7 separate regions of the Homo sapiens genome follow, and regions 2, 3, 4, 5, 6 and 7 are each linked to region 1. A link is a loop called in an ENCODE intact Hi-C map of the cell type or tissue named here. Cell type or tissue: mammary epithelial cell. All regions are shown on one strand. Region 1 has its middle 10 kb from the start of ZFP90. Region 2 overlaps DERPC (DERPC proline and glycine rich nuclear protein). Region 3 has its middle 30 kb from the start of CDH1. Region 4 holds the start of CDH3 (cadherin 3). Region 5 holds the start of HAS3 (hyaluronan synthase 3). Region 6 has its middle 51 kb from the start of ZFP90. Region 7 overlaps TANGO6 (transport and golgi organization 6 homolog).

Region 1 (4,000 bases):
ACTTTCTTAATAAACTTGCTTTTGCTTTGCACTGTGGACCTCGCCCTAAATTCTTGCTAGACAGCCAAGAGCCCTCTCTTGGGGTCTGGATAGGGACCACTTTCCTATAACAGTAGTGCTTCTGAGGTTCATACATGTTGTAACCCATATCACCAACGCATTCCTTTGTATTACTGAATAATATGATTATACGGACATATCACATTCTGTCTAGTCACTCATCAGTTGGTGGGCATGTGGGTTGTTTACACTTTTGGCTTTATTGTACTCCAACTTGGGCTCAAGTGACCCACCCGCCTCTCCTCCCAGGGTGCTGGGATTACAGGCGTGAGCCATCGCACCCGGTCTCAAAAATTTTTATTTATAAAACCTGGAGTTGCTATGGGAGAGGGGACCAACTGGATATTTTGGAGAGTGAAGCTCTCCCCATTCACAGAGCTCTAGTGGTTGGCTCGGATTTCTGCACAGACGGAGACACACACGAACACACACACTCGGGGGAATTCATCGGCTCCTGCTCACAGATCCAAAACGCCACCCCAACCAGAACCACCCCTAAGCCCTCAGCCCAGCGCACCAAGGTACCAGGTGCACCAGAAGTGGAGTCTGACTCGTGCAGCTCCGCTGACTGCTGCTGGGCAGGGGGCCCCGCCCAAGCTCTACGTCCTGAGCCTTGGGGAAGGAGCCGAGCCCCTGAGGAATGGGGGTTGGTCGACAGTGAGTCCCAGAGCAACGACGCGCGCCCCTCGACCGCGGCCCCGGGTTGGAGGCACCGACCTCTCTTCTCCGCTCCAGGTCCGCGCTCGGGGCTGGCGGCGGGGGTGCCGGGAGGGAAGCGGCAGGCTAGTTGCAGGGGAGGCGCCTCGCCCAGCACCTGCCGCAGGGGGTCGCGCAGCCAGACTCCGTCCCGGCAGTTGTCGAGTTGCAAGGCGCGAAACCCACCAGGTGCTAAAAGCCAGCAGCCATGTTCTCCCTCCCTGTAAGTCGCCGAGCCACGGGCTGGAAGGGGAGGGCGGGGGCGTGCCTCCCAGCCAATCACAAGCCACGTAGTTGGGCGCGCGCTCTCTCCATGACAACGGCCTGGGGTTCTGAGAGCTCCTCCGGGTTCTGCTAGCTACTCAAGAGTTCGAAGGCAGAAAAGACCGACTCGCAAGTCCCCTGGAAACCGGGAACGCAGGGGCGGGACGAGAGAGACTGGCAGAGGTCTCCACGTGCCCAAGTGGTGCCTCAAAGCCTCTTCAAACCCCGCGCCCCGGTGGGCAAGAAGGCACTCCTGGGCTTGGAGGGCGGAGGATGAGGCATTCAGCGGGACCTAGTCCTAACCCAGCCTGGGAGAGCATCAGGGACCCGTCGTTAACGTCAACTGCCTTTCTTGTTGCCTGCTCTATCTTTCATATCCACGAGGATCCCATTCTCCATGATGTGCTTATTTCACGTTGCATGTCTATCAAAACATCTCATAGACCCCGTAAATATATACACCTACTGTATACCCACAAAAATTAAAAAACAAAAAGAAAAACATCTACAAGGGACCGGGCTTGGTGGCTCACACCTGTAATCCCAACACTTTTTGAGAGGCCGAGGCCAGGGGATCGCTTGAGCCCAGGAGTTTGAGACCAGCCTGGGGAACACAGTGAGACCACCCCCCACCCCCGTCTTTACAACAACAAAACAACAACAAAAACAAAACAAAAACAGAAGCAAACAAAAATTAGCCAGGCGTGGTGGCCCAGCTACTTGTGAGGCTGAGGCAGGAGTATTGCTTGAATCCAGGAGATCGAGGTTGCAGTGAGCTATAGTCGTGCCACAGCATTCCAGCCTGGGTGACAGAGACCCTGTCTCAAAAAAACAAACAAAACAAAACACATTAACATCCCCGTGGATTGGACCTCCAGTTCCTCACTCGACCCGGCGTGGGTCCAGCCTTCTGGATATCCAACTTCCAGTAACTTAAAACGTTCAATAAAGTGCCCCACCCTCTGGTTTCCATGAAAACGGTGAGAAGAGATGGGACTCAACGAATATAGCCAGATCCGCTTCTATTAAGCTGGAGAACCTGCGATTCCCAGAGCAACAGGGAACCGGGATCCCCTGACAAGAAAACAAGGCTGAACCACTAAGTGGGACCTGGGTAGCTTCTGACCCTCTCTGCAGCGTTTGAGGCCGAAATGCGCGCCCACTAGCTTTTGACCTCGCGAAAGCGTGTCCCAGCACCTCGGCTACCTTTCCTCTACTGACACCAGGCGCCTGTTTTGCCTCGACCTTCTGGGGCGTGCATCTCAAAACTGCTGGGCTCGAGCGCCACCTGCCGTCCTCTGCGACGCACTACTGCTGTAAAGCCAACCAAGCAGCAACACCAGCAGGGGACCAGGCGAGGCACTTCACACTATCTCAACTGAATTTAACAACCTGTGAGATAGATATTCTCATCCCCATTTGACACCTGGGGTAACAGGTTCAGAGAATTTAAGAAACTTGCCAAGCCCACTCTGACACCAAGTGTCATCCAGGATCCCAGAAGCCACTGTCCCCAGAGCTGTATACCCTCCCATGTCACAGTTGAGCCTCTGGCGATTTTGTCTTCAAGGGCCCTCCAAGGTCCCTTCTGGCCTGCCTCTGACCCTGAAGGCTCAGCATCTCTCTTCTCCAGAGCTTATCATGCCCCTCTGTGGTTAAGACTGGCTGGCGCTGGTCTGATAACCAACAGTGTGTGTGCAAGCCACCACACTGAAACCTTAACTACATTAGAAAGTTGTTTCCTTATACCCAATAGATTTAGGAACTAATTTTATATTAATGAATATGTACATTTCTATTAATCAATATGTACATTTACCTATTTTGTATGTTGTAATGTGGATCTCCCCCCTCCTGTGTCCAGAATTGGTGGGTTCTTGGTCTTACTGACTTCAAGAATGAAGCTGTGGACCCTCACAGTGAGTGTTGTGTCCGGAGTTTGTTCCTTCTGATGGTCGGATGTGTTCAGAGATTCTTCCTTCTGGTGGTTTCGTTGTCTCGCTGGCTCAGGAATGAAGCTGCAGGTCTTTGCAGTGAACGTTACAGCTCTTAAGGCCGCACGTCTGGAGTTGTTTGTTCTTCCTGGTGGGTTCATAGTCTTCCTGGCCTCAGAACCGAAGCTGCAGACTTCCCTGGAAAGTGTTGCACCTCATAAAGACAGTATGAGCCTGAAAAGTGAGCACTAGCAAGAGTAATTGCAAACAGCAAAAAGAATAAAGCTCCTACAGGAAGAAAGAGAATGCGGCAGAATTACCGCTAGGTTCTCGGGCAGCCTGCTTTTATTCTCTTATCTGGCCCCACCCACATCCTGCTGATTGGTCCATTTTACAGAGAGCCGATTGGTCTGTTTTACAGAGAGCTGATTGGTCCGTTTTGACAGGGTGCTGATTGGTGCATTTACAATCCCTGAGCTAGACACAAAAGTTCTCCAGATTCCCACTAGATTAGCTAGATACAGAGTGTTGATTGGTTTATTTACAAACCCTGAGCTAGACACAGAGAAATGATTGGTGCATTTACAAACCTTGAGCTAGATACAGAGTGCAGATTGGTGCATTCACAATCCCTTGGCTAGACATAAAGATTCTCCCAGTCCCCACCAGGGTAACTAGATACAGAGTGCTGATTGGTGCATTCACAAACCCTGAGCTAGACACAGGGTGCTGATTGGTGTGTTTACAAACCTTAAGCTAGATACAGAGTGCTGGTTGGTGTATTTACAATCCCTTAGCTAGACATAAAGGTTCTCCAAGTCCCCCCAGATTAATTAGACACAGAGTGCCGATTGGTGCATTCACAAACCCTGAGCTAGACACAGGGTGCTGATTGGTGTGTTTACTAAACTGTGAGCTAGATACAGAGTGCTGATTGGTGTATTTACAATCCCTTAGCTAGACATAAAGATTCTGCAAGTCCCCACCAGACTCAGGAGCCCAGCTGGCTTCACCCAGTGGATCCCGCACCGGGGCTGCAGTTGGAG
Region 2 (4,000 bases), 600 kb before region 1:
GCTCGAACTTCATTTCTACATACATCTGCAGCATCCCAATAGTTCTAGGATAAGACAAGTTTTTACCAGCCTGACTGAGCATGGTGGTAAGATGCTGAGGCCTGTGGGCCACAGAACTATTTGCAGGAGCATTGCTAGATGTCTGGTAATGCCATAGATGTACACAGGCAGAGCCTCCTGCATCAGTGTGTAAAGGTGTGCATTGTTATTGAGGCATGGGGGATTGGTATGCAAGTACAGCTGTGCCATCCCAGCAACCAAATGTGTTTTCGACACCATTGTTCTGAATTCCTGTTCAGAACAGGAGACTGTCCAGGAAATGGAGAATGCACTGAAAATATTTCGGCATTTTTCTCAAGCACATGGTCACAGTGCTTAACGATTGATTTTGGTTGTCAGGAAGTAGGCTCTGTCTCCTTCCCTGCCTTGATCTTCCTAGAATATACCGTGTACCTATGTGAACACCTTATTGCTTCTCTAAAACCACCTGTATTTTACTGTCACTTGTACCCATCCAGGAAAATATACTACATCATCTTCAAAAGCATATTTGCAAGAGCCCCTTCTCTGTGTGCATTATTGAGCCTTTTTTTGATTCGTGGCTAAAATGTACCATTCCTTAAATTGTCAAAATTATGGGTCAGAATGCTGATTTTCTTATCTCACTGTCTCAAAAAACTTAGTTCATCTCAATAGAACTTGGGGTCTTTAAAGCACCTCAGCAGATGTTATATTTGGTCTTTGCAATAGTTTCATAGGACATAATCTAGGTGTCATAGTCACAAAGTGACTTGTTCTTGACTACACAGTAAAGAGGTCCACACTTACAGGCAGGAGAGCTAAATTTAGGCCTTCTGATTTTAAATTGTTATCCTTCTTCAAGAAACCTTATAAAAGGATTTTTAAAGTGCTTTTAGTTCTGTTGAGAGTAGTGGTGGGGCCTCTTTTGGAAATGTTTGGGTTCTGAGCTTGGGTATTACCCCTTTTCCAGTGGTCCCACAATCTGTGCTGGTGCAGAAGGTCTGACTCAATTCAAGGATGCTCTCTTGATTCCATATTGCCCTTCTGACCAGCTATTGCATATACTCCATGCCTGCCTGATGCCTTGATTCTTTTTCGTTCTCATTAATACTTTTTTTCCTTTGGGAAGGCAGAATTGTGTAGTGATTATGAGTGTAGATAGTCAGATGGCCCAGATTTCTACTCTGTCACATAGCAGCTGTGTGTGTCCAACATACAAGCAAGTGACTTCATCTGTGTGTGCCTCAGTAGCCTGATCTGCAAAATAGGAATAAATACCTATATCATAGACTTGTGATGATGGTTGAATGAGAAACCACCAATATATATGCACAGTAAAAATTCCACAGTAAAAATTCAAAACATGTTAGCTGCTACTTATATTTGAATTTAAAAAGTCTAGTGAGTTGGCCGGGCGCAATGACTCAAGCCTGTAATCTCAGTACTTTTGGAGGGCAACGCGGGCGTATCACCTGAGGTTGGGAGTTCGAGACCAGCCTGACCAACATGGAGAAGCCCCGTCTCTATTAAAAATACAAAATTAGCCGGGCATGGTGGCACATGCCTATAATCCTAGCTACTCGGGAGGCTGAGGCATGAGAATTGCTTGAATTCGGGAGGTGGAGGTTGCGGTGAGCCGAGATCGCGCCATTGCACTCCAGCCTGGGCAACAGGAGCGAAACTCTGTCTCAAAAAAAGTCTAGTGAGTTGACCAATTTCATGTTCCCAAAGTGTTTGGTGCTCTAGGAGTAGAGTCATACTATAAGGCTGCAGATCCAAAAGGAAGATTAACATACCAGTAAAGAAATCTCAAGCTTGCACAGTGTCTCACGCCTGTAATCCCACCACTTTGGGAGGCTGATGTGGGAGGATCCCTGGAGCTCAGGAGTTTGGAACCAACCTGGGCAACATAGTAAGACCTGTCTCTTAAAGAAATCGGCTGGGGGTGGTGGCTCACTCCTGTAAACACAGTACTTTGGGAGGCTGAGGCGGGTGGATCACCTCAGGTCAGAAGTTCGAGACCAGCCTGGCGTGGTGGCGGGCGCCTGTAATCCCAGCTACTCAGGAGGCTGAGGCAAGAGAATCACTTGAAGCTGGAAGGTGAAGGTTGTGGTGAGCCGAGATCATGCCACTGCACTCCAGCCTGGGCAACAGAGTGAGAGTCCATCTCAAAAAAACAAAAAAAAAATCTGTTTAACATTTTAATCGGGTGTTTGCTAAGCTTGAGCACAATTATAATACCTATTAACTTTCCATACTACAGGTGGTAAACATTGAACTAATAACCTTCCACTAAACTGCATAATACATTGACAGTACTTAGCCAGAAGCTGTAGTTTTATCCCCGATCCTATCAGCCCCCCATGAATCTATGCATCACAGAAAGTGAAGCCAATTGTCTTTAGGCAAAAATGTCCAGTTCTTACAAAGTACTCCAAGTTTGCCACCAGGTGGTGCTGCTGTTGTATAAAATGAAAGCATATTATCCTTTTTTTTTTTTTCCCCTTTGAGACAGAGTCTTGCTCTTCTGTGTAGACTGGAGTGCAGTGGTGTGATCTCAGCTCACTGCAACCTTTATCTCCCAGGTTCCACTGAGTCTCATGCCTCAGCCTCCCAAGTAGCTGGAACTGCAGGCGTGCGCCACCACACCCAGCTAATTTTTTGTTTTTTTTTTTTTTTTTTTTTTAGTAGAGATGGGGTTTCATCATGTTGGCCAGGCTGGTCTCAAACTCCTGACCTCAGGTGATCCACCCACTTTGGTCTCCCAAAGTTCTGGAATTGCAGGCGTGAGCTACTGCTCCCGGCCAAAGTCTGTTATCTAATTATCTAAGATATTTTCATATCTAAGTGAAAGGTGGTGAAAGCTTTTGATAAGAATCACATCAGAAGTCAGCTTACCATTCACTAAAGATGTTGGAGGACTTTCTCAGTTCCCTTGGATTTATTGATTGATTGATTGATTTTTTGAGACAGTCTCACTCTGTCGCCCAGGGTGGAGCAATCTTGGCTCACCGTAACCTTTGCCTCCCAGGGTTCAAGTGATTCTCTTACCTCAGCCTGCCGAATAGCTGGGATTATGGGTGCCTGCCACCACACCCAGCTAATTTTTGTATTTTTAGTAGAGACTGGGTTTCACCGTGTTGGCCAGGGTGGTCTCGAACTCCTGACATCAAGTGACCCACCGCCTCAGCCTCCCAAAGTGCTGGGAACACAGGCCTGAGACACCGCGCCTGGCCCCCTTGGCTTTATTTTTAAAGGGAGACCCTTTGAACCTTGATAACCAAGGAGGTAGACTTGAAGCTTACATCATTACCAAAGAAAAAAGTAAAATCTTAAGAAACTCCATAGGCTTTTTTAAGAAACATGCAGAGTAGGAAATAGACTACCCTAGGCTGGGCACAGTGCCTCACATCTGTAATCCCAACACTTTGAGAAGCTGAGGTAGGAGGATCACTTAAGCCCGGGCAGTAAAGGCCTCAGTGAGCTATGATTTTGCTCACTCCATCTTGGGCAGCAGAGTGAGACCCTGTCTCAAAAGAAGAAAAAAGTAAGAGGCCGGGTGCAGTGGCTCAAGCCTATAATCCCAGCACTTTGAGAGGCCAAGGTGGGCGGATCATGAGGTCAAGAGATCAAGGCCGGGTGTGGTGGCTAATGCCTGTAATCCCAGCACTTTGGGAGGCTGAGGTGGGTGGATCACCTGAGGTCAGGAGTTTGAGACCAGCCTGGCTAACATGGTGAAACCCCATCTCTACTAAAAATAACAAAAATTAAGCCAGGTGCGGTGGTTCACGCCTGTAATCCCAGCACTTTGGGAGGCCAAAGTGGGTGGCCAACCTGAAGTCAGGAGTTCGAGACCAGCCTGGCCAACATGAAGAAACCTCGTCTCTACTAAAAATACAAAAATTAGCCAGGCATGGTGGTTGTGTGCCTGTAATCCCAGCTGCTCGGGAGGCTGAAGCACGAGAATCACTTGAACCTG
Region 3 (4,000 bases), 180 kb before region 1:
CCAGCCTGGGCAACACAGTGAGACCCCTTCCTTACCAAAAACAAAAAATCAGCTGGGGGTGGTGGTACACACCTGTAGTCCCAGCTATTCAGCAGGCTGAGGTGGGAGGATTGCTTGAATCCAGGAGGTCAAGGCTGCAGTGAACTGTGATTATACCACTGCACTCAGCCTAGTAGATGGAGTGAGACCTTGTCCCAGAAAAACAACAAATAGGCTGGGTGCAGTGGCTCACACCTGTACTCCCAGCACTTTGGGAGGCTGAGGTGGGCAGATCACCTGAGTTCAGGAGTTTGAGACCAGTCTGGTCAACATAGTGAAACCCAGTACCTAATTAAAAAATACAAAAATCTGCCAGCATGGTAGCTCACACCTGTAATCCCAGCACTTTGGGAGGCCGAGGTGGGTGGATCACCTGAGGTCAGGAGATTGAGATCAGCCTAACCAACATGGTAAAACCCCGTCTCTACTAAAATACAAAAATTAGCCAGGTGTGGTGGCAGGTGCCTGTAATCCCAGCTACTCAGGAGGCTGAGGCAGGAGAATCGCCTGAACCCGGGAGGTGGAGGTTTCAGTGAGCTGAGATCATGCCGCTGTACTCCAGCCTGGGCGACAGAGCGAGACTCGGTCTCAAAAAAAAGAAAAAAAAAAAGAAAAAGAAAGAAAGAAAAGAAAAGAAAGAAAGACAGAAAAGATAAAGCATTGGGGGGTGCAGGGCTGCAATTCTAAGGAGGATGCAGTCCCCTTCAGGGCTGGCATCTCTGACAGGCTGACATGTGGGTGATGCCTGAAGGACGTGAGGGAGCCGAGAGAAATCTAGGGGAATGGCATGCCAGGCAGAGGGCACAGCAAGTGCAGAGGCTCTGAGGAAACGTGGTTTGATTTGGAGTGAAACTTCAGCGTTTTACCTGGCACATGGTAACTGCTTAATTTGTTCAAGTCCTACTAATTATCTTTTTTTTTTTTTTGAGATGGAATTTTGCTCGTCACCCAGGCTGGACTGCAGTGGTGGGATCTCGACTTGCTGCAACCTCCACCTCCCAGGTTCAAGGATTCTCCTGCTTCAGCCTCCGGAGTAGCTAGGGTTACAGGCGCCCTCTACCATGCCCCACTATCTTTTGTATTTTTAGTAGACATGGGTTTTCACCTTGTTGGCCAGGCTGGTTTTGAACTCCTGGCCTCAAGTGACCGGCCCGCCTCGGCCTCCCAAACTGCTGAGATTACAGTCTTGAGTCACTGCGCCCAGTCTATCATTCTTGTAATTAGTGGGCATCGTCTTCCTGGAGTGCCTGGGTCGTCAGGTTCCTGGAGGACACACAGAGGTCTCAGCGCCCTGCCCTGTCAGCTGTGGGCTGGCCGTGGTTTACCGGATGGACAACAGTGGGGACAGAAGTTGGAACGGAGCCCAGGCATTCCTGACCCGCCCCGCCCCTCTCAGATTCCTCCCCGGCCCGCCACACCCCTGCCGCTTGCTGGGCAGTGGGTACAGGGAATGCAGGGGTGGCTTCCCACCCCACCTCTAACTTGGAGAGGGCCTAATACCAAGCGAGGACAAGGCTGGCAGTGACCACCTGGCGATCCCCAACTGCACTGCAGGCTCAGCGCTAAACACTGAGTGCTTTTCCACCATCGCCTCCTAGGGGTCTCCTTTCAGCCCACTGAGAGGCCAGGGTGGTGAGTCACTCCCACATCTGCAGCCTTTAGGGGCTGCTGTCTTAGCCACCGCCCTACCAGACTACAGGGCGCTCTCAGACAGGCTCCCCGGTTCCCCGAGAGAGGAATCTCCTAGCTCCCGCCTGCCAGCTCTGCAGCTGCCCACAGGCCCCGACAGGCCCTGCCGCATCCTCAGGGACTGAGGATACAGCAGAGGAGGAACCAGGTTCTGCCAGCCCCGGGATGGAGCTGAGTCAGGCCTTTTTCAGGGCTCCTGGGACTGGGCCTTGCCCTGAACTCAGCCTCCAGCCCAGGCGTGAAGGAGGACACCCAGGACTGGGCGCCTTGGCCCCCCGCTCCTTACCTGTCCAACCTCATCTCTGCACACACTCTCGACCCATCTCAACCCGTCCCTCTGCTCCAGCCACACTGGCCTCCCTGCTAAACCCTGCTGAAACCTGCTAAACCCTTAGCCCTTGCCATTCCTTTTATGTAGACAGGACACTGCATACTTGCTCCCTGATAGCCTCCAGTCTTTGTCCAAATGCCACCTTCCCAGCAGTGCCTTCCCTGGCTCCTAGAACTGAGCCCTACCCCCAGGCCCTTCCTCCCTAGGCCCCATCCCAGCTCCATTTTCCTCCATGCTTCACTTTTACTAGACCACGTATTTTACTGATTTGTCTTGTTTATGGACTGTTTCTCATTGAAAACTCCCTTAGACTGGGCAGCAAGGGCCTCTACCCTGCCCTTCTGCCCCTCCTCATAGAGCTAAGGAAATGTGACTACTGGCCGGGCACAGTGGCTCACGCCTGTAATCCCAGAACTTTGTGAGGCTGAGGCAGGCGGATCATTTGAGGTCAAGAGTTCGAGACCAGCCTGACCAACATGGCGAAATCCTATCTCTACCAAAAAATACAAAGATTAGCTGGGTGTGGTGTTGTGCACCTGTAGTCCCAGCTACTCAGGAGGCTGAGGCACGAGAATCGCTTGAACCTGGGAGGCGGAGATTGCTGTGAGCCAAGATTACACCACTGCACTCCAGCCTAGGCAACAGAGTGAGACTCTGTCTCAAAAAAAAAAAAAAAAAAAAAAAAAAGGAAATGTGACTACTAGAACCAGCATCTTTGTCCCTCAGGCCTTCCCCAGTTCTGTCCCCAGGCAGCCAGCACAGCCCAGGTGTGTACTCCAAGGCCCATGGGGTGGTCAATGGAATGCTGTGCTGGGGGACAGTGGAGGGAGCTGGGACACATGGGTTGGGGTGCCACACAAGGAGCCTGGTGGTGCTGGATGGTGCTTGGGCTGGGTAGAGCAGGGCACTGGCCGCTGCTCCTGGGCTGGGACTCACCCTCCCCACGGAGGCACACTCTAGCCCAGTATTCTAGGTGTCTGTGAATTCAGATTTAAATCTGGCTCTCCCAATCACTGTGAGGATACACCTGTCCAAGTAGAAAGATAGAGTATCTTTTACTTAGGAGTTTGTGATGTCGATCTTGACACATTTGGTATGTGGGCCCTACACATATATCTACCTGCAGCCCCCATGTTAGTGCTGGGCTCTTTTTTTTTTTTTTTTTTTGAGACGGAGTCTTGCTCTGTTCCCCAGGCTGGAGTGCAGTGGCATGATCTCGGCTCACTGCAAGCTCTGCCTCCCAGGTTCATGCCATTCTCCTGCCTCAGCCTCCCGAGTAGCTGGGACTACAGGCACGTGCCACCACGCCGCGCTAATGTTTTGTATTTTTAGTAGAGATGGGGTTTCACCGTGTTGGCCAGAATGGTCTCGATCTCTTGACCTCGTGATCCACCTGCCTTGGCCTCCCAAAGTGCTGGGATTACAGGCGTGAGCCACCGCGCCCGGCTCACTGGGCTTTTTTACTGTTTTCTGCATTGCTATAACCCTAGCACCAAGAACAGTGTCTTGGGGCTGGGCACGGCGGCTCACGCCTGTAATCCCAGCAGTTTGGGAGGCCGAGGCAGGTGGATCACCTGAGGTCAGGAATTCAAGACCAACCTGGCCAACATAGTGAAACTCCGTCTCTACTAAAAATACAAAAGTTAGCCAGGCATGGTGGCATGCGCCTGTAATCCCAGCTACTCGGGAGGCTGAGGCAGGAGGATCACTTGAACTCGGGAGGTGGAGGTTTGCAGTGAGCCAAGATCGCGTCACTGCACTCCAGCCTGGGGGATAGAGCGAGACTGTATCTCCAAAAAAAAACCAGTGTCTTGCACAGAACAGGTGCTCAATGAAGTTGTTAAACGAATGAATAAAAAAGCCTTAGATGATGCCACATACTCAAGGGGACCCCAGAAGTGGCTGGGAATGCTGTGGCTTTTGTGCTTCAGGGCTACAGAG
Region 4 (4,000 bases), 120 kb before region 1:
TCTCCCGTCCATCGCCCCCATAGCCCCAGGCCTGCCAGCTTGGGACACTGTCCCCCTCAAACTCCCCCCAGTGACCTAGCATCCCAGGCCCCAGACGCTGGGGGCGGGGTGGTTCCCGTACGTGATGGCCCCAGCCCAGGTGTGCCAGGGCCCAGTTTCCAGGCAGGCTACAAGGGCGCAGGCCCTCCGGGAAGAGCAGGGTTAAGAGTGCATTCCAGCTGCCGAGGAAGAAGGGGGGCGGGGTAGGGAAGCTCGGAGAAAAGAAACAGACCCGGTCTGTCTGTCGGAGACACAAAGCACGGTTCACAAAGGGGGCCCGAGAGGGGCGAAGGGGGCTGCCCGGGGCACGGCTCATCCCCACACCTGCGCGCGGGTTGGGGGAAGAATGTGGCCGGCGCATTCCTCTGCTGGGGCCAGCGGGGGAGAACTTCCCACGTCGAGACTGGGTGAGGGGCTCAGCCATCCGGCATCTCGGAGGAGGGGGTCAAGGTAAGCAGTGGCTACCGGACAAGGGGCTGGATGTCATAGGCGCTCTGCTGCCCAGCCTTCTCCGTCAGCCACCACCCCCAATCCCAGCCCCCGAGGCGCGTTCTGCGCCTCCCCGGGAACTGAGGTGGCGCCAGGAGTCCCTTGCCCCGGCCCGAACACCCCTCGCGCGGTCCACACCAAAATGGTCACGTGCGGCCCCTACCCTGCGGTTCCACCCTGAGGATCTTACCTTTCCCCAGCGCCTGGCCGGGCTCCTGCTCCGCGCCTCCCGCCTCCAAGGTCACTTCAGCCTCCCTGAAGACCGCCCGGCACGGCTCGGAGGCCGCGCACTGCAGCCAGCAAACCTGCGCCCGAGGGCAGAGAGTGAAGGAGGCTGGGTCCAGGCGTGCCCGGCCCTGCACTCCCCACACCGCAGGGTCCTCACGGGCCTTCCGGGACTCCCTTGGCCCCAGGGAGCGCAGCCCCGCGCTCTCCCCGACGCCACTGCCCCATGCGGACCCCGCCCGCCCCCCAGGGAGCGGTCCCGGTCGGGGCCACGGCGAGGCTGTGGAGTACCTGGAGAAGGAGGAGAGACGCGAGAGGTCCACGAGGGAGCCCCATGGCTGCAGAGAGAGGGGTGAAGCAGCTGCCGCGACGGCGGGCCGGTGTTCCGCTCAGCTCTTGCCCCTTTGAGCACCGCAGCCCCCGGGAGCCAGCGGGAGGAGGCCAGGTGAGCGCAGGTGGGTGCTGATTGGTCCAGCGCCACGAGGTCCCGCCCCCTCGCAGGTGGGACCGATGTGGGTGCGGTTGAGGCCCCAGCGAACCCCTCCTGGCCTCCCGGATGCCCTCCTGCGCTCTCCTGGCTTTTCTGGAGCTGTTCTTTACAGGGACTCAGCCTCTGTCTCGCAGTTCTGGGTTAGAGGAGAAAAGAACACCCAGTGCACTCCTCAGCCTCCTCAGTACGGGAAGAGAAATGTTTCCTTGCCTTGCGGCTACAGCGGAAAAAAGTGGAGACACATCTGAAGTCGACTGAAAACGGAGGCTCCGCATTCATTATCCCCCGGAGGCGCTGTTATCCCAAAGCTTTGAAGCAGGCCCGTGCGTCCTCCCACACGCGGCTACAGCGGGGCCGCCCAAGCCTCTTTCTCCACCTCCCGTGCCAGCCCGCCGGGGAGGATCCTCCGGGGTATAAAACTAGCAGGTCCCGAAGGACCGCGTTTCTGAATTGGATACAACTTCCTCTTTTTTCTTTTTTTTTTTTTTTTGGAGACAGGGTCTCGCTCTGTCGCCCAGGAGTGCAGTAGCGCGATCTCGGCTCACTACAGCCTCGACCTCCCGGGCTGAAGCGATTCTCCTCCCTCAGCTCCCGCTGAGACTACAGGCTTGCGCCACCACACCCGGCTAATTTTTAAAAATTTTTTGTAGCGATGTGGTGGGGCGGGGGGAGGGTGGAGGGTCACCCTATGTTGCCCAAGCTGGTCTTGAACTTCTGGACTCAAGCGATCCTCCGCCTCCCAGAGTGCTCAGGTTACAGGCATGAGCCGCCACACCCGGACCGCTTCTTCCATTTCACAGCTAAACAAAGGGAAGCTAGTCGAGAAAGTCCCAGAGTTTGGAAGCTGTAGTGGTGCCAAAGGGTGCGAGCTAAGAGGGTTGTTATTAGTCTCATAATCTCCAGCACCCCTACCCCCCATATAAATAACACTTTCTCAACTTTCTGTAAAATGTAAATAAAGACAATTTTTAAAACGCAGAGGTTTTGAAATTGGTCTGAAATACTGTATATAATCTGGGTAAAAACTGCTTGCTGCGCAAAGCAGCCTCCAGAGAGTCTCCCTTGGAAAACAGCTCTCCCACACCCTTCCTAGGAGATAAACGCCAGACCTGGGATTCGTTGTTCTTCTACGTTACTCTCATTCCACTACGTTAGACACGAAGTGCTTTCCTCTTGCTGCACACAAGTGGGCTCTGGCCATGAAAACGGTCCTGAGTCTCAATCACTACCCCACAAGCCCTTCCCCACGGAGCTGAGCTTTCCCGGTCAGTCTCTCTCACCTGTCCCCTCACTCCTCCTTCACCTTCTGCTGCTGCCTTGAGAAGCCCTGGATGCCACCTCCTGGTCCTTCTCCCTCCCCGTCCCCAGCTCAGATTTAGGGGTTTGAGGAACGGACTGGAGACTGGAGAGGTTTTTTTGTTTTGTTTGTTTTTTTGAGATGGAGTCTCACTGTCGTCCAGTACGGTGGCGTCATCTCTGCTCACTGCAACCTCCGCCTCCCAGGTTCAAGCGACTCTCCTGCCTCAGCCTCCCGAGTAGCTGGGACTACAGGCGCCCACTACCACACCAGGCTAATTTTTGTATTTTTAGTAGAGACGGGATTTCGCTATATTGGCCAGGCTGGTCTCGAACTCCCGACCTCAAGTGATCCGCTTCCCTTGGCCTCCTAAAGTGCTGGGATTACAGGCGTGAGAAACGGGGCCCAGCCTGGAGTTTTAAATGACAGATTCTTTGACCTTCCAGGGCTAACCTGGTAATCTATCCGTCCTCCTCCCCGCCAGGCCTGTGGCTAAGCCATGGATTGCTTGCGTTGCGAGGGTGGGGGTCTTGCTCTCTCAGGCCTAGCATGGGCCCTTAAGGCCGGCCCCACCTGGGTTCAAATCCAGGTCCCACCCCTTAGTAGCGCTGAAGCCTCGGGGAAGTAAAATAAACCCCCTGGGCCTCAGTTCTGCATCTGTCAAATGGGGCTGTTATGATCTTAGTATTTTACCCTCTCATAGATGAGTATTAAATAAATTAGAAGGTTTAAAACGCTAAACATCATATCTGGCACACAGCAAGTGCCCAAATGCTGCCTGGTATTATTGCTCTCAGATGTCTGGCGAGCCGTCTCTCTTTCTAGCATCCCCACATCCCCTGAATTAAGAGAATGAGAAGCGTTGTAATCCTCCAATTTCATGGCTGAGGGTACAACGAGCAACTGGCATCTGGTATCTCGGGAGCATTCCCTTAGCCGGCGGGTGAGCCCAGCAGCTGGGGCTGGGACTGAGGCTGGGGGTGGACCACGCGGTTGGGAAAGCCTGGGGCTGCTCGCTGAGCTCCGCGCCCTCCCGGCCTGGATCTCCCGCAGGGCGCTTTTTATGCCCGAGGGGAGGTCAGGTCTACGCGCACCCGCGCGGCGCAATGGAGTGGGCCCCCGGCGGGACAGGGTGGCCAGGCCTACGCTCGCCTCGCAGGTTCCCCCGCGCCCGCCCGGAGCCAGACGAAGCCATTAGGCGGACGGTTAAACACAAACGAGCCTCGGGATGCAGGCCCTAATTAAGTAAACACCCGGCTGGTGGGCTGTTGAGCGCGCTCATTTCCGCCTCCTTCTCGGGCACTCAGCATTCCGGACGGGGGCGGAGAGAGGAGCGGAGATTGGAGAGTCAGCTCTTCTGCCTGCGACGCGGACCGCACCGCTGCCTTCCCCTTAGCTCCCCTTGTCGGTCATTCACTCATTCATTCATTTCAAAAACATTTGCTGACAGCCGGCGATGT
Region 5 (4,000 bases), 580 kb before region 1:
AGCCGCGAACGCACTCGCCACGCTTCTCATCCCCGCTCGAGCCTCGCCTCTTGGCAAAGGCGGCGCCGGCCACACCCACGTGCCGCTTTCCCACGACCCAACCGGGAAGGAACGGAAAACCCAAGGGATCCCAGTCGGACCAGGCCCTGCTCTTCCTGGTACCCCAGCTACCTTGGCAAAGTGTGCCTGTAGACAAAGGCGCATCCCCGGTGTAGCCGGCCCTCTCCTTCCCTGGGCGGGACCCCTCCCCCGCAGGAATTAGAGGCATTACCCAGGTTACTACCCCCACCCCCAAATAGAGGCCCCCAAAATGTCCCTCAGCCAGATACCCCACGTGCAATCAGGCGCTGGTGCAGGCTGTGGTCGAGGTTCTCCTGCCCAGACCTGGGGCGGGGGGCTGTGTCACCCCAAGCCGGCAGAGGCTGTGGGGTGATCCTACAGCCTGGACCGCCGCCTCCTCATGCCCTTCGCTCATCCACGGGAGCCCAGCCCAGGCAAACTAACGCGCACTCGGCTTTCAAGGGCACAAGGTTGGGGGCGCTCTCAAGTCCGGCTCCCAGGACTACGGAAGGAGAACCCCCAGTCAAGGACGCACGCTTCTCCATCAAGCCTCCGAAACTTTGAGGGGCTGCTGGTGTGCAGCGTCTCTCCCGCTGACAGGTGCGCCCCGCGGCAGGGCCACACGCAGCGGCATGGAAACTTGTGCGCCCAACGGGGCTCCTCCTCTTGTGCCCGGCCGCCCTCCGGGCCCCTCCAGGCCGGCCAGGGGAGGGGAGCCCACTCCCCCGGACACGTGCTGCCGCGGCCCGGCTAACCCGCAGGAACGTGGGCGCCTGGTACCTTGGTGCCCGGACAGGTGCAAACCCCCGGGAGGTCGTAGAAGGTGCGGGGGAGGGGTACCCCAGCCAGCCTGGAGCCCCGCACCGGCGTCCGCCTCCTAATTCATTCACAAAACAGGAGCCGCCGGGGAGGAGGGAGGCGAGGCTGGAAGAGGAGAGGATGCAGGAAGAAAGGGAGGAGGGGTCAGTGGGGAGGGGGCTGCAGGAACGGCCGCCGGGAAGCCCGGGGCTGCCGCCGCCCCCAACCCGCCTCCCCGCGCCGGACGCGGCGCCCGCAGGGCTGGGAGCTGGCCGGGTGCGGGGGGCTCGGCGAGAGGCACCCCTGCCACCCGGCGCGCCCCGGCCTCGGCGCAGCCCCGCGCGGCCCTCCCCTCCTGGGTGCCGGCCGGCCCGCGCTCACCGTGCCGCCGGCTGCCGCGCTCCGGAGCTCAGCAGGCCCGCGGCGGCTCCATGCCCCTCCTCCCGCTCCGCTCCGCGCCGCCGCGCGCTCCGACTGCCGCCTGCCCAGCCGAGCCGCCCTTAAGTACCCGGCGCGTGCCCGCCAGGAGAGGCGCCTCCCCCGGCCCTGGGGCCGGGAAAGTTGACCAGAGTGGGAGGGCCCCCGCGGGCGCACCCCCGACCCCGCGCGGTCCCAGGGAGCGCCACAAGCCAGCGCTCGGCGGGGACGCCTAGTCCCGGGTGGACGCGGCTCCGGCTCGCAAGACTCGCAGCCCCTGCGCCCTCTCCGAAGCTGGGTCCCCCGAGTGGGGCCGAAGGCCACGCGGCTCTGCAATCGCCCTGGGACCAGCTGCCAAGGCAAGACGGTCATTGGGCTCAACCTAGAACCTGAAGCGTCGTTAACTTTCCAGATACCACGCAGGGACTTCCAAAATTGTTACTCTCCCTCCCCGCCCCCACGCCCCGCTCTCTAACCCGCAAAACCTACTCACCCTGCAAGGAAGGCGAGCTGAGAGCACTCTTCCCCGACTTCTGCACGCGAAGGGGCAGTTCGCTGTCTAGGGGGCTCCCGAAAGCCAAGGCAGCAAAACCTTCCTGCTGGCAGGAAAGAGGCGCTGAAGAGAATTGTCAAATGTAAAAAGGCTGGTCAAAGAAGGTGTTAACAATTGTGACAGCTTAGCTTTGAATTCCGCAGTGGGGCGCTGATGACTTTAAGGCGGTTTGCAAAAGCTGCAAACGGTTTTGTAGGAACCTTGGAGGTTCCGGTGTCTTAAAGCCAAAACAATTCCTCCTCTTCTTTTTCACACCTTTATTTCCGACATCCATGACCTCCTAAATTCCCAACTGACCTTATCGACAGTAGTTTTCAGGTCCCTAAAAGATAGTGCTAGACTCGAGTAAAGTGAGATGAAGTGAGTTGGGGTGCACTGGGGTGGGGTGAGATCGAGGAGGGGGGAGAGTTGTTAGCAGAGACAAGAAGTTTAGAACCAGCTGAAGGCGATGAGTTTTTACATCTCAGGAAAACTTGAAGAGAAATTATAATTAATAACTAGTTTTTAAAAAATGAGTGGCCGGGCGCCGTGGCTCAAGCCTGTAATCTCAGCACTTTCGGCGTTACGGGCACCATGCCCGTAATCCCAGCTACTCGGGAGGCTGAGGCAGGAGAATCGCTTGAACCCCGCAGGTGGAGGTTGCAGTGAGCTGAAATCGCACCACTGCACTCCAGCTTGGGCAGCAGAGCGAGACTCCGTCTCCAAAAAAAAAAAAAAAAAAAAAAAAAAAAAAAACCAAAAAACAGAGTTTACCTGTTTTCCAAATACACCTGATATAATTTCTATCACTTCTTCCCAAGCTGCAACAAATTTATAGGCACCTGAGCTGCAGTCTATAAACTTCTCCTCTCGCAAGTTTTAGGGGCTCAGGGACTTGCCTGCCCACCATTGCTCAGTCTGGGCCACAGACCTCACACCTCAGTCCCCGCAGGCAAGCAAAGACCCCAGGCACACCTACTCCACACAATCCCATCTTACATTATTGGCCAGGCACAGTGGCTCACACCTGTAGTCCCAGCACTTTGGGAGGCTGAAGATGGAGGATCGCTTGAGGCCAGGAGTTCAAGACCAGCCTGGGCAACAAAGCGAGACTTCCCCCGTCTCTACAAAAATTAAAATTAAAAAATTAGCCAGGGCCGGGTGCAGGCTCACGCCTGTAATCCCAACACTCTGGGAGGCCGAGGTGGGCGGATCACGAGGTCAGAAGTTAGAGACCAGCCTGGCTAATATGGTGAAACCCTATCTCTACTAAAAAATACAAAAATTAGCCAGGCATGGTGGCACGTGCCTGTAGTCCCAGCCACTGGGAAGGTTGAGGCAGAAGAATCGCTTAAACCCAGGAGACAGAGGTTGCAGTGGGCCAAGATTATGCCACTGTACTCCAGCCTGGGCGACAGAGTGAGACTCCATCTCAAAAAATAAAAATAAAAAAAAAAAGAAAAAGAAAAGAAAAGAAAAAAAAAAAAAACATTAGCCAGGCATGGTGGAGTGTGCCTGTAGTCCCAGCTACTAGGGAGGCTGAGGCAGGAGAATTGCTTGAGCCCAGGAGGTCAAGGCAACAGTGAGCTATGATCGAACCACTACACTCCAGCCTGGGTAACAGAACAAGACGCTGTCTCAAAAACAAATTCCTGGACTCCAGCAGCCCTTCCGCCTCAGCCTCCCTAGGAGCTAGTCCTATAGGCATGCTATCCAGCCCAGCTGCCAATGTGTTTTGAACTTCAGATGGCCTGAGGGGCCCTACCAGAGCCATTCCTACTTACACAAAGATGGAGAAGAAGCCTTAGGTTGGTGGAGGGGAGGGCTCTAGAGTCTGCCAGTAAGCCCCAGTGTCTTCATCCCACAGATGGGATTGCTAGGCGGACTGATAGGAAGTTTGAAGAGATTGGCTGAGGGTAAGCGCTCAGCAAGTGTTAGTAAACCAGACAGCAGCATCCTTTGCCCATGCCACGGGTTCTACATGGCCATCCCTCTAGAGCACTCAGTGACAGCAAGTTCAAGGATCAGTGTTTGAATAAAAGAAAACTGCCTGGCCGGGTGTGGTGGCTCACACCTGTAATCCCAGCACTTTGGGAGGCTGAGGCGGGTGGATCACCTGAGGTCGGGAGTTTGAGACCAGCCTGGCCAACATGGTGAAACCCTGTCTCTACTAAAAATACAAAAAATTATCCA
Region 6 (4,000 bases), 61 kb before region 1:
CACATGGAAATTATGGGAGCTACAATTCAAGATGAGATTTGGGTGGGGACACAGCCAAACCATACTGGGGGCTAGACTAGTTAATGAAGGTCTTGCTGAAAAGCTGATATTTGAACAAAGACTTGAGGATGAGGGAGGAAACCATGCTCTTCATGGGGAACATTACGCGTGTCAGGAATAGCAAGTGCAAAGTTCCTGTGGCAGGAATGTGCCCAGGTTTTTTGAAAGGCAGCAGGGAGGCCTGGGTGACCCTGGGTTTATTGGGCTATTTGTCCCACATCTTAGATGTAGCTTGTTGCTTCTTGTGATGTCAGATTTGGTTTGGTTTTTTTTTTTTTGGGTGGCGGGGTTGGATAGAAGGAAGGACAGGAAACTGTCACAGATAGCCCAGTGATCAAACTTAGCGTCACAAAATAGCACAAACCTACCCAATGGGCCTCCTGATATGATATAATGGGAAATAGATAACAAGGCCTATGTAATATGGTTACCAAAACGACTTGCCTGAATATAACCATGAATAATAAACAGGACAAATTCCAATTGTGGGACCTTTTACAAGACAACTGCCTGGATTCTTTAAAAATGTCATGAAAGAAAAAATGATGTGAACATTGATTGGCTCTTGGATCACAAATAAAACCACAGCTACACAGGATATAAATGAGACAACGGGACATTTGAGTATGTATCGGTGAGATAATAGCGTTATATCAAGGTTGAGCTTTTTAAGTGTGATAATGGCATTGCGGTTGCCTACAGAGATACAGGCTGAAGTATTCAGGGATGAAGTGTCAGGATGTCTCCAAGTAACTCTCAAATGGTGCAGTCAAGAAAATAAAAATACAATGAAATGCGTGGCAAAATGTGTTGACAACTGATGAATCCAAATGGGAGAAATAAAGGTGTTTGTTGACTGTACAATTTTAAAGCATTTCTGTGGGTATGAAGTTTTTCAAAATAATTAGCTGCGAGGAAAAACTAATGCTTTGCTCGTGGGGATGCCGGCTGCTCCTGCATCCCACCACGGGCCCCTCGGATGTGTGGATTTGCAGGTCTCGTTGTTTTATTTATTTATTTAATTTATTTATTTAGAGATGGAGTTTCACTCTTTCGGCCAGTCTGGAGTGAAGTGGGGATTCTCCTGCCTCAGCCTCCTGAGTAGCTGAGATTACACCCACCTGCCACCACGCCCAGCTAATTTTTGTATTTTTTGGCAAAGACAGGGTTTCGCCATGTTGGCCAGGCTAGTCTCAAACTCCTGACCTCAGGTGATCCACCCGCCTCGGCCTCCAAAGTGTTAGGATTACAGGCGTGAGCCAGCGTGCCCAGCCAGGTCTCATTATTTCTGATGCTCAACCTGATCCCTGCTGTTGCCGGGTGCCCCATATCTCTTCTTCTTGCATACAGGACCTGTGACCTGTGGATGGACGTCGCCAAGAGCAGGTATCTCATCAGAGAAGGAGAAATTCCAGCGTCGTTTAAAGGAGGGAAGGGAGAAAAGAAGGAAGAAAAGGAGAGGAAGCCAAACAAGCTCGCCTCTTGCAGGCTTCCTGCGGCCGGGCGGCTACGAGCTCTGCAGTCCTGGGAGCCCTTCACGGCGCATCACCGCCCCCCGGTGGCCACCAGGCAAGCACGCGGCGCCCAGCAGGGAGGTGGAAGGGGTCCTGCAACCCTCGCTCCTGGAGGCTCCCGGGAGAGCTCCTGGCAGGCCAGCGCCCGCAGAATCCTAGCCTGTTCACCTTGGGTTAGCACATTGTAAAAAGCAACTACTATGAGCTGAGCACGGTGCAGGTGCAGGTGCTCTGTAGCTATTAACTCACTTAATCCTCACATCAGCTTTAATAGGTGAGATTATGGTAGCCCCCATTTTACAGAAAAACTCAGGCTCAGAAAGGGAATGCAGATTGCCCAGGCTGGTCTTGAACTCCTGGCCTCAAGGGATCCTCCTGCCTTGGCCTCCCAAAGTCCTGGGATCCCACGTGTGAGCCACCTCACCTGGCCTGGGGCCTGTGTTTTAACTAGCAAAGACTGCACAGCTAGAGTTGCACCTTCTAACTCCAGGTCCAATGCATGGCCCACGACAGTACACCTGTTTTTTGTTTGTTTACTTTCCACATGTGATGATGATAACAAAATAATAGCAAGACACATCTATAGTGCTGACCATGGGCCACACATAGTGCAACATATTAACCCATTTAATCTGCAACAGCCCTACAGGTTACATTCTATTAAGACGGCCATTTTACCGTTGAGGAAACTTAAGTACAGAGAGCTTAAGAAATTTGCTGGACATGGTGGCTCGCATCTATAGTCCTAGCTACTCAGAGGCTGAGGCAGAAGGATGGCTTGAGCCCAAAAGTTTGAGACCAACCTGGGCAATATAGTGAGACCCTCGTCTCTATAAAAAATAAAAAATTAGCCAGGAGTGGTGGCAGTACCTGTAGTCCCAGCTACTTGGGAGGCTGAGCTAGGAGAATCACTTGAGCCTGGGGAGGTCGAGGCTGCAGTGAGCCGTGATTACGCCACTGCACCCCAGCCTGGGTGACAAGAGTGAGACCCTGTCTCTAAAAAAAGAAGGTTTTGTCCCAGGTCACTCAGAGAGCAAGGAGTATTGACTGGAATAGTATTGAGCAATGCTGGGATTGTCTGTTTATTCCGTTTATAAATGTTTATTGAACACCTACTAAGTGCAAGACCCTGAACTAAGACCTCAGCGTGCAGGGAGGGAGAAAGACGACAAACAATGCTGTTGAATTGAAAAATGAAAAATGCGAGGGAGGAGCCAAGATGGCCGAATAGGAACAGCTCCGGTCTACAGCTCCCAGCGTGAGTGACGCAGAAGACGGGTGATTTCTGCATTTCCATCTGAGGTACCGGGTTCATCTCACTAGGGAGTGCCAGACAGTGGGCGCAGGCCAGTGTGTGTGCGCACCGTGCGCGAGCCGAAGCAGGGCGAGGCATTGCCTCACCTGGGAAGCGCAAGGGGTCAGGGAGTTCCCTTTCCGAGTCAAAGAAAGGGGTGACGGACGCACCTGGAAAATCGGGTCACTCCCACCCGAATATTGCGCTTTTCAGACCGACTTAAGAAACGGCGCACCACGAGACTATATCCCACACCTGGCTCAGAGGGTCCTACGCCCACGGAATCTCGCTGATTGCTAGCACAGCAGTCTGAGATCAAACTGCAAGGCGGCAACGAGGCTGGGGGAGGGGCGCCCGCCATTGCCCAGGCTTGCTTAGGTAAACAAAGCAGCAGGGAAGCTCGAACTGGGTGGAGCCCACCACAGCTCAAGGAGGCCTGCCTGCCTCTGTAGGCTCCACCTCTGGGGGCAGGGCACAGACAAACAAAAAGACAGCAGTAACCTCTGCAGACTTAAGTGTCCCTGTCTGACAGCTTTGAAGAGAGCAGTGGTTCTCCCAGCACGCAGCTGGAGATCTGAGAATGGGCAGACTGCCTCCTCAAGTGGGTCCCTGACCCCTGACCCCCGAGCAGCCTAACTGGGAGGCACCCCCCAGCAGGGGCACACTGACACCTCACACGGCAGGGTATTCCAACAGACCTGCAGCTGAGGGTCCTGTCTGTTAGAAGGAAAACTAACAACCAGAAAGGACATCTACACCGAAAACCCATCTGTACATCACCATCATCAAAGACCAAAAGTAGATAAAACCACAAAGATGGGGGAAAAACAGAACAGAAAAACTGGAAACTCTAAAACGCAGAGCGCCTCTCCTCCTCCAAAGGAACGCAGTTCCTCACCAGCAACAGAACAAAGCTGGATGGAGAATGATTTTGACGAGCTGAGAGAAGAAGGCTTCAGACGATCAAATTACTCTGAGCTACGGGAGGACATTCAAACCAAAGGCAAAGAAGTTGAAAACTTTGAAAAAAATTTAGAAGAATGTATAACTAGAATAACCAATACAGAGAAGTGCTTAAAGGAGCTGATGGAGCTGAAAACCAAGGCTCGAGAACTACGTGAAGAATGCAGAA
Region 7 (4,000 bases), 370 kb before region 1:
GCTGAGACAAGAGAATTGCTTGAACCCAGGAGGCAGAGGTTGCAGTGAGCCAAGATCATGCCATTGCACTCCAGTCTGAGCGACAGAGCAACACTCAGCACCAAAAAACAAAACAAAACAAAACAAAAACACATGACAATTATCTTAAGAAGCACTACTTTAGTCACGCTTTAAAATTCAACAATAAAGAGTAAATTCCAAACAATTATATTTAATTCCAGAAAAGTAAAAACTCTGGATCTAAAGATATAAAATCCAAGCTGCTCTTATAGAGTTTCTTTAAATAAACTTCTTTTTTTTTTTTTGAGACAGAGTCTCACTCTGTCACCTAGGCTGAAGTGCAGTGGCGCAATCTTGGCTTACTGCAACCTTCATCTCCTGGGTTCGAGTGACAGTCCTGCCTCAGCCTCCTGAGTAGCTGTGACTACAGGCGCCAGCCACCACAACCGGCTAATTTTTATATTTTTAGTAGAGATGGGGTTTCACCATGTTGGCCAGGCTGGTCTTGAACTCCTGACCTCAAGTGATCTACCCACCTCGGCCTCCCAAAGTGCTGGGATTACAGGTGTGAGCCACCACGCCTGGTCCTTCTTTTTTTTTTTTTTTTTTTTGAGATGGTCTCGCCCTGTTGCCCAGGCTGGAGTGCAGTGGTACGATCCCAGCTCACTGTAACTTCCACCTCCTGATTCAAGCAATTCTTTTGCCTCAGCCTCACAAGTAGCTAGGCCTACAGGCATGCACTACCATGCCTGGCTAATTTTTGTATTTTTAATAGAGATGGGGTTTCACCATGTTGGCCAGGCTGGTCTCAAACTCCTAACCTCAGGTGATCCACCCGCCTCAGCCTCCTAAAGTGCTGGGATTACAGGTGTGAGCCACCGTGCCTGGCCAAAAACATCTTCTTGATAACTGTTGCTGGGCAGAATAGCAGCTTGCGTTTGTACTGATAATTCTGTTTGCAATCTATGTGTTTTTCTATTTTCCTCAAGTCCATCAAACTGAAGGGGTGTTTTACAACTTTACCAAGTTAACCATGAATATATAATTATATTTCAACACTTCAACAAACAGCAGCACTTTGAATGTGATGTGAAATCCAAACAGGATAGCAGTCACCCATGAATGTTACATGGACTATGACCAACAGGAATTTACGTTCTGAGGTAATAACATTAGATCATCCAGAAAGTGGAAATAATTTAAAATATGCAATTGTGAGATGCTGGAGAAATAAATGATCCATTCCACTAATATTTATTAAGCACTTTCTAATCAATCCCTATGAGAAACAAATTTCCATCATAAAATTACCATAAAAGATAGCTATTAGACAATTTCCCTCAGGAATAAGTCTGACTATAAACACACACATATACCATTTTGAGAGTCAGAAAGATAATTGGATTATTATGGTGTTAAGGGTGAACATGTGTCTGCCCTTTACTCTGATTAACTGGCAAAGATGGTGGAGTAAGTGGGCTTGTTGTGATGCAGAGCTGTGAGGCTCCAGTAAATTGCACCAACTATTAGCAGGCATCTTAGGAAAAAACCTGGAGGATTATTTAAGGCTCACGTTTCATTTAGAGAATATAAATAGCAGGCACCTGAGCCACTTGAGTTTCTGGTTTCTTTTCTATCAGCGCCCCTTAGTGGTTGAATCACTGAATGGCCTTTTGGGCGGAACTAAATCTGAAGAGAACAGTAACGGATGGGTGGACTCACCTAATGGCCTCTTTGATGGTAATCATAATGCCACCTTGAGTGGCAACTCTAAACTGACACAGAGAATGGAGAGAGGGCACAGCTTTGTCCAACCCTGCAAATCCTTTCAGGCTGGCAATTGCCTTCTTCCTTTCCAGCTTCCCCAGAATCCATAATAAGATTTCTTGGCAAAGTGACCTGGCAGAAAAAGCAGTTATGAATGAGCTTGTCATCTTACTCCATGCATCTAACAAGCTAACATAAAAAAAGAAAGAAAGGCTGTCAGGTTCCACTGCATTTTAAATGCTGGCACAATCTCCTAGTACTACTGAAATGCAGGAATGGAAAGTATGCTTCTTGTGAATTTCAGAATGCAAATATCCTGAAATTCAATGAGTGACTGACTAATCCTTGGCTCTGGCAGCAACCCTGATTTGCCACATGAGCCCCACGTGATTTTTTTTTTTTTTTTTTTTGGTAATTCCAAGTGTACTACTGCCTTTGCATCAGGCACTGTCAAAGAAAGTATACACGGATAAAAATCATCTACTCTCAGCAAGACCAACAGCTGGAGACCAAGAAACAGCATACCAACAAAATATTGCTGATTCCTCAACCCCTTTCATCTGTGCCAATCAACTAGAAGAGGAACTAAATCATCGTTCACATGTTCCTTGTCAGTCTCTGATGAGAACATGACAGTGCTGTGAGGACTTGAGTTTTAAAACAAAAACAAGAGGCCAGGTGCGGTGGCTCACGCCTGTAATCCCAGCATTTTGTGAGGCTGAGGTGGGTGGATCACCTGAGGTCAGGAGTTCGAGACCAGGCTGGCCACATGGTGAAACACTGTCTCTACTAAAACTACAAAAATTAGCCGGGCATGGTGGAAGGTGCCTATAAGCCCAGCTACCCAGGAGGCTGAGGCAGGAGAATCGCCTGAACTCAGGAGGCAGAGGTTGCAGTGAGCCGAGATCGCACCACTGCACCCCAGTCTGGGCAACAGAGCGAGACTCCGTCTCAAAAAAAACAAAAACAAGAGTTATTTTGTGGACTGTCCCTTGAAACCAAGTTCACAGATGTACAGCCTCCCTCTTCCAATGCATTCTCTCTTGTCGTTGCCATTGCAGCTGTGGGATACAAGGATGTGCTGACTCAAGCTGAAGAGCCAGGGGAACTATGTAAGCTTTGAATAGTACAAAAGATGGTGTTTTCCTTCACCACTTAGCAATGGTGATAATGATAGCTACCATTTATTGAGCTTACTATTTGCCGGGGACTGTACTAAACACATTAATGCATATTTAGTCTTCACAATAACTCTGTGAAGAAGGTACTATTATTGCATATTGGATTACATGTGAGGATCTCCAAACACCAAAAATCGTAATTCTATAGGACTTGAGATAAGATAACTCTTACCTGGAGGAAGAAACAACATAAATTACTGTGAAAATAGAGCTGATACAAAATGAATCCTACTTAAATTCTACGACAAAGGAGTATTTTCTGGATGACTAAGAAATCCCTTCTATCTAAACAACACACTGCATCACCAACACCAAATCCTAGGCTAAATTACAAAGTGCCACATTCAGATCTAGATTTCCCAAATGTGTTTTCTAACTCCCCACAAGGTCATTATGATCCATCCCCTATTTCCTTCTTCCTAGACATGTAATTGCAGTATTTCTCACTGATCGAAAAGTGGCATGTTTACACATGTAAACAGAGATTTTGTCTTTGAGATTTAGGACAGAGGCTGAGGAAAGTCATTCTAAAAACTGTATCCAATGCCCTGTGATCTGCAAAATTCTTGTTCTCTTCTAGATGAGCAAAATAGGAAGATCCCAGTGTTTTCCTGACTTTGAAAGGAAATGATAATTTCAAAGTGGCAAATATAAATTCAAAATAAGAACAAAAACAACATGCAAAAAAGACGTCACAATTTATAAACAAATAAGGGTCCCTTGATTGTTTACCTTATGTGAGACACACTCTGCTTAGTAAAACAGTAGAGAAGAAAAAGCACTCCCAGGACTGGAAGCAGGGAATCCATCAAAACTGTTAAAGGTTCATTCCCAACCACGTACACCTAGAAAAAAGGAAATGGTGAAGAATAATCCCATGACTGCCTGGCCAGAGCAACGGGAATCACACACCAAACACCTAGCAGGGCTCAGCGTCTTAAGCAATATCTCATCCGAATCACACCATTTTAGCTCCAAAGATGTGCTCAGATATGGCAATGAAACAATTTGAGTTTGGCAGACAGGCTGAAACAAGACAGTGAACTGGAGCA

What was found. A loop is a pair of places that touch in the nucleus more often than their neighbours do. Peaks named below come from ENCODE experiments on the same cell type or tissue, not always from the same donor. Only the 100,000 strongest peaks of a DNase experiment are listed, where the experiment ranks them.
Region 2: a loop joins it to region 1, with 10 times the contacts of the local background. A loop is called at or near these places in 77 of 110 quality-filtered maps.
Region 3: it touches region 1 in a loop (6-fold over the local background); 30 of 110 quality-filtered maps call a loop at or near these places.
Region 4: a loop joins it to region 1, with 7 times the contacts of the local background. A loop is called at or near these places in 3 of 110 quality-filtered maps.
Region 5: a loop joins it to region 1, with 6 times the contacts of the local background. A loop is called at or near these places in 12 of 110 quality-filtered maps.
Region 6: a loop joins it to region 1, with 5 times the contacts of the local background. A loop is called at or near these places in 19 of 110 quality-filtered maps.
Region 7: it touches region 1 in a loop (10-fold over the local background); 10 of 110 quality-filtered maps call a loop at or near these places.

The regions. Positions count from the first base shown.
Region 1 is chr16:68,527,112-68,531,111 of GRCh38, reverse strand. No RefSeq gene overlaps it. Among named protein-coding and RNA genes, the nearest start is that of ZFP90, 10 kb to the left of the region's middle. RefSeq lists enhancers at 546-605, 1,076-1,135. In mammary epithelial cell, a CTCF peak has its summit at 2,309 (motif pointing left); DNase peaks (open chromatin) are centred at 1,041 and 2,261; H3K4me3 peaks cover 1,583 bases; H3K27ac peaks cover 1,305 bases.
Region 2 is chr16:69,122,633-69,126,632 of GRCh38, reverse strand. All of the region lies in intron 1 of DERPC (DERPC proline and glycine rich nuclear protein), which reads left to right. All of the region lies in intron 1 of CHTF8 (chromosome transmission fidelity factor 8), which reads left to right. Among named protein-coding and RNA genes, the nearest start is that of CHTF8, 8.0 kb to the left of the region's middle. In mammary epithelial cell, a CTCF peak has its summit at 2,456 (motif pointing right); a DNase peak (open chromatin) is centred at 2,482.
Region 3 is chr16:68,705,291-68,709,290 of GRCh38, reverse strand. It overlaps a transcript of CDH3 not described here. Among named protein-coding and RNA genes, the nearest start is that of CDH1, 30 kb to the left of the region's middle. RefSeq lists a cis regulatory region at 1,425, enhancers at 1,353-1,497, 1,702-2,259 and a silencer at 1,571-1,865. In mammary epithelial cell, a CTCF peak has its summit at 1,607; a DNase peak (open chromatin) is centred at 1,760; H3K4me3 peaks cover 268 bases; H3K27ac peaks cover 2,188 bases.
Region 4 is chr16:68,642,469-68,646,468 of GRCh38, reverse strand. CDH3 (cadherin 3) reads right to left here and starts at 1,159. Exons shown (of 16, transcript NM_001793.6): 1 at 1,045-1,159; 2 at 719-833. The coding sequence starts at 1,089. CDH3-AS1 (CDH3 antisense RNA 1) reads left to right here and starts at 268. Exons shown (of 2, transcript NR_186394.1): 1 at 268-489; 2 at 729-2,221. RefSeq lists an enhancer at 655-1,179. In mammary epithelial cell, a CTCF peak has its summit at 1,523; DNase peaks (open chromatin) are centred at 1,218 and 3,888; H3K4me3 peaks cover 2,664 bases; H3K27ac peaks cover 3,501 bases.
Region 5 is chr16:69,103,556-69,107,555 of GRCh38, reverse strand. HAS3 (hyaluronan synthase 3) reads right to left here and starts at 1,903. Exons shown (of 4, transcript NM_001199280.2): 1 at 1,769-1,903. RefSeq lists a silencer at 1,277-1,556 and an enhancer at 1,690-2,238. In mammary epithelial cell, CTCF peaks have their summits at 516 and 1,971; DNase peaks (open chromatin) are centred at 1,345 and 1,965; H3K4me3 peaks cover 2,267 bases.
Region 6 is chr16:68,588,284-68,592,283 of GRCh38, reverse strand. No RefSeq gene overlaps it. Among named protein-coding and RNA genes, the nearest start is that of ZFP90, 51 kb to the right of the region's middle. In mammary epithelial cell, a CTCF peak has its summit at 1,621 (motif pointing left); a DNase peak (open chromatin) is centred at 1,563.
Region 7 is chr16:68,900,227-68,904,226 of GRCh38, reverse strand. TANGO6 (transport and golgi organization 6 homolog) reads right to left here. Exons shown (of 18, transcript NM_024562.2): 8 at 3,681-3,793; 9 at 1,723-1,899. Among named protein-coding and RNA genes, the nearest start is that of TANGO6, 59 kb to the right of the region's middle. In mammary epithelial cell, a CTCF peak has its summit at 1,653 (motif pointing left); a DNase peak (open chromatin) is centred at 1,646.